2 separate regions of the Homo sapiens genome follow, and region 2 is linked to region 1. Evidence: read pairs that join two places in POLR2A ChIA-PET (ENCODE). Cell type or tissue: GM12878. All regions are shown on one strand. Links, peaks and the distances in the headings refer to the core of each region. The heading gives the core; the rest is flanking DNA. Region 1 has its middle 19 kb from the start of ZDHHC19. Region 2 has its middle 17 kb from the start of TFRC.

Region 1 (2,896 bases), core at 260-2,759:
TGGCCTAAGAAAAGGAATACAAGTCCATGAAGGTTCTCCCTTCTTTTTCTTCTTTTTCTTCTTCTTTTTCGTCTTTTCTTCTTCTTCTTTTTCCTCCTCCTCCTCTTCTTCTTCTTCTTTCTTCTTCTGTCGCCCAGGCTGGAGTGTAATGACGCGATCTTGGCTCACGGCAACCTCCACTTCCGTATCTCAAGGAATTCTCCTGCCTCAGCCTCTGGGACTACAGGTGTGCGCCACCACACCCGGCTAATTTTTGTATTTTTTGTAGAGACAGGGTTTCGCTATGTTGGCCGGGCTGGTCTTGAACTCCTGACCTCAGGTGATCCGCCCACCTCGGCCTCCCAAAGCGCTGGGATTACAGGCATGAGCCACCATGCCCGGCCCATCATGTACCCTTCTGATCCTACAAGCGCACTGTGAGGTCGGCCGGGCATGGAGTTTGGTTTCAACTTCACGTTGAGATCGGAGCAGCTCTGAGAGGTCGGGGCTTCATCCAGGGCCACACATCCAGCTGGCAGCAGAGCCACCTGTCCACCCAGCTCTCCGGATGCCCGGCCTGTGCTCCCTACACAGCCGCTTACTGCCCTGCCAGGAAAAGGCAGGCAGGAGGGATCTTTCCACTCCCATTAGGGGCTGAGGAACAGGCATCTAGGAGCTAAATCTGACTGGGGGAGTCTCCCAGCCCAGACAGCCCAGGGCCCTGCCCAGGGGTCAGTGCTTTCACTTGCTGACCTCATGCCTCCACCACTACTCGGGGACAGATGAGGTTCAGCATGACTCAGGTTCAGCCAAAGGATACTAATGGGCCATGGAATAAATCCTGCCTGGAGCCCTGTTCACCTCAGGACTTGTCCTCAGACCATGGACCTTCCTCCCTGGTCACTCAGTCAAGGAATCGCAGGAGATCAGTGCAAGAGTAGCTCTGAATGGGCCGGGCGCGGCGGCTCACGCCTGTAATCCCAGCACTTTGGGAGGCCGAGGCGGGTGGATCACGAGGTCAGGAGATCGAGACCATCCTGGCCAACACGGTGAAACCCCGTCTCTACTAAAAATACAAAAGATTGTCCGGGCGTGGTGGCGGGCGCCTGTAGTCCCAGCTACTCGGGAGGCCGAGGCAGGAGAATGGCGTGAACCCGGGAGGCAGAGGCTGCAGTGAGCCGAGATCGCACCACCGCACTCCAGCCTGGGCGACAGAGCGAGACTCCGTCTCAAAAAAATAAAAAAATAAAAATAAAAAACAGTAGTCCTGAAGCCCCCAGCCCAGCACACCTGGTCTTTGCAGGCCCGAGACACCCACAAGAGTAACAGCAGCGCCTCATTCAGGAGGCTGAGGACTAAGTGAGCAAACGCAGGCCGAGTGCTTCCCCAGGCCTGGACCTCCATTAGCATTCAACTGTGTTGTCATTGCTGTCATTGCTACACTGGAGTCAGATCACTAGGCCTTTAGGAGGAAGAACGTGCCCTTCCTGTTGACAGGCCGGGCCTCTGACCCAGGCGTCTCCTCTCCGTGGGGTGGCAGGAAGGGCCCAGGACTCAGGTGGCAGATCAGGGACCCCCTGGCCTGGCCTCTGCTCAGCTGTGTGATCTTGGGGAAGCCCCGCCTTGCGTCCCCCACCGCCTTGGTTTTCTTCTTGCTGAGAAGTGAGGGAGGTGGCTGGCTGTTCAGCAGGGCCCCTTCCACTTTGGGAATCCCCAGTTTCAGCAGCAGAACTTCCCCAAGCAGAAAGCTGCTGGGAAAGTGGGTGCCCAGGTGGGAGGCGGAAGCCCCAGGGAGAGGCAGACGAAGGTGCCCTGTGCGGGCCCCGCCTCCAGCCTGGTGGACAGTGCCCTGGGTTTCCATGCCCAGACCAGGGCCTTCCTGGAACCGCAGCCAGGACGTGAGAAGCTGTCAGACAGCTGCCTCTGTGTTCCTGGAAGCTGTGGTTCAGGAAAAGTGGGAGGGAGAGAAGGAGGGAGAGAGCAATCGAGGGAGAGCAGAAGAGTGTGAAGAGAAAGAGAAAGACAGGAGGAGGAGCAAGGGGAAGGGAGGAGGCAAGCGTGGAAAGGTGAGAAGAGGTGAGGCAGAGGCCTACGTGGAGAGGCAGAGCCTGGGACGCTGCCTGCGGGGGAGGTCAGGTGAGGAGCAGGGAGGGCGGAGGCTGTGAGCAGCCACCCTGGAACAGAGCTCGGAACACCATTGCTTTTGCCTTCCTTCAGCCTGAAACACTGCCTGGCCACAAAGCAGAAGCAGCAGTTGCTTTCTTAACAGGAGGCAGAGCCGTTGTTGGGTGACCCTCTTCTCATTCCCTTGAAGAATCTCAGCCCATGCCCCCATCCCTTCTGGCCTGGAGACACCAGTGTTGGGGAGTTTTGTGTAAAACAGTAACAAAGACCTCGTGTCCGAAGCAGCACCCTTTACCTCTGTTGTCAGGGCCACAGGGAAACCCGCACCCAGCCGGACAGGAGTCAGAGGCTGTTGTCATGGTAACTGGCATCCCAAGGCCTGGTCTGCCTCCTGCCTCCTTTATCGGGCTATGATGGTCACTGCTTCCTCTGCGAAGCACCTGTCATGTGTGGGGGTTTGTGCCAAGCTCTTTCCATGCACTAGGTAAGCCATGTCATAACCACACGATGAGATACGACTTGTGTGTGTGTGTGTGTGTGTGTTTTCTTCTAGAGATACAATTATTAATCTTACATTACAGGGGGAGAAACCAGGCAGCCCACCTTCAGAGCCCGCGTCTTAACTGTGACCCCACGTTGAAATAAAATGTGGAAACTGCCCACAGACACACCTCGTGGTGGCTACGAGTCACAGGGGCTGCACTTCTGCCTCTTGGGGAGTTGCTTGTTTGCTCCATGCTGGTTTCCTCACCTCAGAAACTAGAATAACAGTTCCATAGAGCAGTCGTGAGGA
Region 2 (2,896 bases), core at 279-2,778, 93 kb before region 1:
TGCCTTCCTTTCTGTGACAACAGCACTTTAATGTTCCAAAACAGGATGTCCTTGGATTTGGTTTTAATGCTTATGTATATAAGGTTAGCTATTGCCAGGAGACTGATACAATTAATCAGAGTCCATCTCTCCCTTCCAGGCACACCTTCACTTCGCTGCAGTTTCTCATGGCCATAAATCCATTAGAGCAAGAAACAGCAAGATTAGTAGAGGGCCATAAATTTAGATTCTGGGCCATTTTACCTGATAAGTCTTTTTGTTCTTTTCTCTTTTTTTGAGATAGGGTCTCACTCTGTCACCCAGGCTGGAGTGCAGTGGAGTGGCCATGGCTCACCGCAGCCTCTACATCCCAGGCTCCAGCCATCCTACCTCAGCTTGCAGCTGGAACTACAAGAGCACGTCCCCACCCCTGGCTAGTTGTTTTGTAATTTTTGTAGAGACAGGATCTTTCTATGTTGCTAGGGCTGGTCTCAAACTCCTGGGCTCCAGTGATCCACCCACCTTGGCCTCCCAAAGTGCTGGGGTTTCAGGCGTGAATCATCATGCCCAGCCAGAAACCAGTCTTAAAAGACTGTATACTATAATGATTCTATTTATATGACATTCTGGAAAAGGTGAAATTATAGAGACCTAAAATACATCAGTGGTTGCCAGAGGCTTGGAGAATGAAGTATAGGCTGAATAGGTAAACCATATATGATATTTTAGGGCAGCGAAACTCTTCTGTATGGTACATGAGACTGCATTTTTCAAAACCCATAGAACTGGCTGGGTGTGGTGGCTCACGCCTGTAATCCCAGCACTTTGCGAGGCCAAGGCAGCGGATCACTTGAGGTCAGGAGTTTGAGACCAGCCTGGCCAACATGGTGAAACCCCGTCTCTACTGAAAATACAAAAAATAGCTGGGCATGGTGGTGGGTACCTGTAATCCCAGCTACTCAGTAGGCTGAGGCAGGAGAATCACTTGAACCCAGGAGGCAGAAGTTGCAGTGAGCCAAGATGGCACTTCTGCACTCCAGCCTGGGCGACACAGTGAGACATCATCTCAAAAAAAAAAAAAAAAAAAAAAAAAAAAACTTTAGCTGGCTGAGCGGCACGCGCCTGTAGTCCCAGCTACTCAGGAAGGTGAAGCAGGAGGATCCCTTGAATCCAGGAGTTCATGAGCTATGATCATCCCACAGCACTCCAGCCTCCGTGACAGAGCAAAACCCTGTCACTAAAACAAAACAAAACAAACAAACAAAAACCCATAGAGCACAAATTTCTCTACAGCACAAATTTCAACCTTAATATATGCAAATGTTAAAGCGGGAGTGGGAGGGTTCCCAGGATGGAATGCAAACTGTTATAAAGAACCTCACCATGCTACAAACATGACCTAACATCCAAGGGGAAGGAAGGGAAGTGCTGGGTGTTGAAGGGGATGGAAGGGAAGTGCTGGGCATTGAAGGGGATGGAAGGGAAGTGCTGGGCGTTGAAGGGGATGGAAGGGAAGTGCTGGGCGTTGAAGGGGAGGGAAGGGAAGTGCTGGGCGTTGAAGGGGAGGGAAGGGAAGTGCTGGGTGTTGAAGGGGAGGGAAGGGAAGTGCTGGGTGTTGAAGGGGAGGGAAGGGAAGTGCTGGGTGTTGAAGGGGAGGGAAGGGAAGTGCTGGGTATTGAAGGTGAGGGAAGGGAAGTGCTGGGCGTTGAAGGGGAGGGAAGGGAAGTGCTGGGCGTTGAAGGGGAGGGAAGGGAAGTGCTGGGCGTTGAAGGGGATGGAAGGGAAGTGCTGGGTGTTGAAGGGGAGGGAAGGGAAGTGCTGGGCATTGAAGGGGAGGGAAGGGAAGTGCTGGGTATTGAAGGGGAGGGAAGGGAAGTGCTGGGTATTGAAGGGGAGGGAAGGGAAGTGCTGGGTATTGAAGGGGAGGGAAAGGAAGGGAAATGCTGGGTATTGAAGGGGAGGGAAAGGAAGTGCTGGGCATTGAAGGGGATGGAAGGGAAGTGCTGGGTATTGAAGAGGATGGAAGGGAAGTGCTGGGTATTGAAGGGGAGGGAAGGGAAGTGCTGGGTATTGAAGGGGAGGGAAGGGAAGTGCTGGGTATTGAAGGGGAGGGAAGGGAAGTGCTGGGCATTGAAGGGGATGGAAGGGAATTGCTGGGCGTTGAAGGGGATGGAAGGGAAGTACTGGGCGTTGAAGGGGAGGGAAAGGAAGTGCTGGGCATTGAAGGGGAGGGAAGGGAAGTACTGGGTATTGAAGGGGAGGGAAGGGAAGTGCTGGGCATTGAAGGGGATGGAAGGGAAGTGCTGGGCATTGAAGGGGATGGAAAGGAAGTGCTGGGCATTGAAGGGGATGGAAGGGAATTGCTGAGCGTTGAAGGGGATGGAAGGGAAGTGCTGGGCGTTGAAGGGGAGGGAAGGGAAGTGCTGGGCGTTGAAGGGGAGGGAAGGGAAGTGCTGGGCGTTGAAGGGGAGGGAAGGGAAGTGTTGGGCGTTGAAGGGGATGGAAGGGAAGTGCTGGGCGTTGAAGGGGGTGGAAGGGAAGTGCTGGGCGTTGGGGGTGGAAGGGACGTGCTGGGCGTTGAAGGGGATGGAAGGGAAGTGCTGGGCGTTGAAGGGGATGGAAGGGAAGTGCTGGGCGTTGAAGGGGATGGAAGGGAAGTGCTGGGCGTTGAAGGGGATGGAAGGGAAGTGCTGGGTGTTGAAGGGGATGGAAGGGAAGTTCTGGATATTGAAAGAGAAGGAAGGGAAGTGCTGGGTATTGAAGGGGATGGAAGGGAAGCGCTGGTCTAAGTGACTTTGGAAATAAGTGAAGACTATAAGACTAAAAATAAAAGGAACTGTACATAAGCACTGAACTCTAACAGCAAAATTGTTTCCCATGGGGATATGGGTTAACAACTGTGAAACCACTCTACATT

Evidence for each region. Peaks named below come from ENCODE experiments on the same cell type or tissue, not always from the same donor. Only the 100,000 strongest peaks of a DNase experiment are listed, where the experiment ranks them.
Region 2: POLR2A ChIA-PET joins it to region 1 with 7 read pairs; 13 of 35 experiments call an interaction of 5 or more read pairs at or near these places.

What each region holds. Positions count from the first base shown.
Region 1 is chr3:196,190,768-196,193,663 of GRCh38, forward strand. No RefSeq gene overlaps it. Among named protein-coding and RNA genes, the nearest start is that of ZDHHC19, 19 kb to the right of the region's middle. RefSeq lists enhancers at 93-711, 1,672-1,741, 1,697-2,360. In GM12878, for the core only: no CTCF peak of the experiment used is centred there; DNase peaks (open chromatin) are centred at 1,594 and 2,314; H3K4me3 peaks cover 409 bases; H3K27ac peaks cover 1,993 bases.
Region 2 is chr3:196,097,449-196,100,344 of GRCh38, forward strand. No RefSeq gene overlaps it. Among named protein-coding and RNA genes, the nearest start is that of TFRC, 17 kb to the left of the region's middle. In GM12878, for the core only: no CTCF peak of the experiment used is centred there; no DNase peak of the experiment used is centred there; H3K27ac peaks cover 430 bases.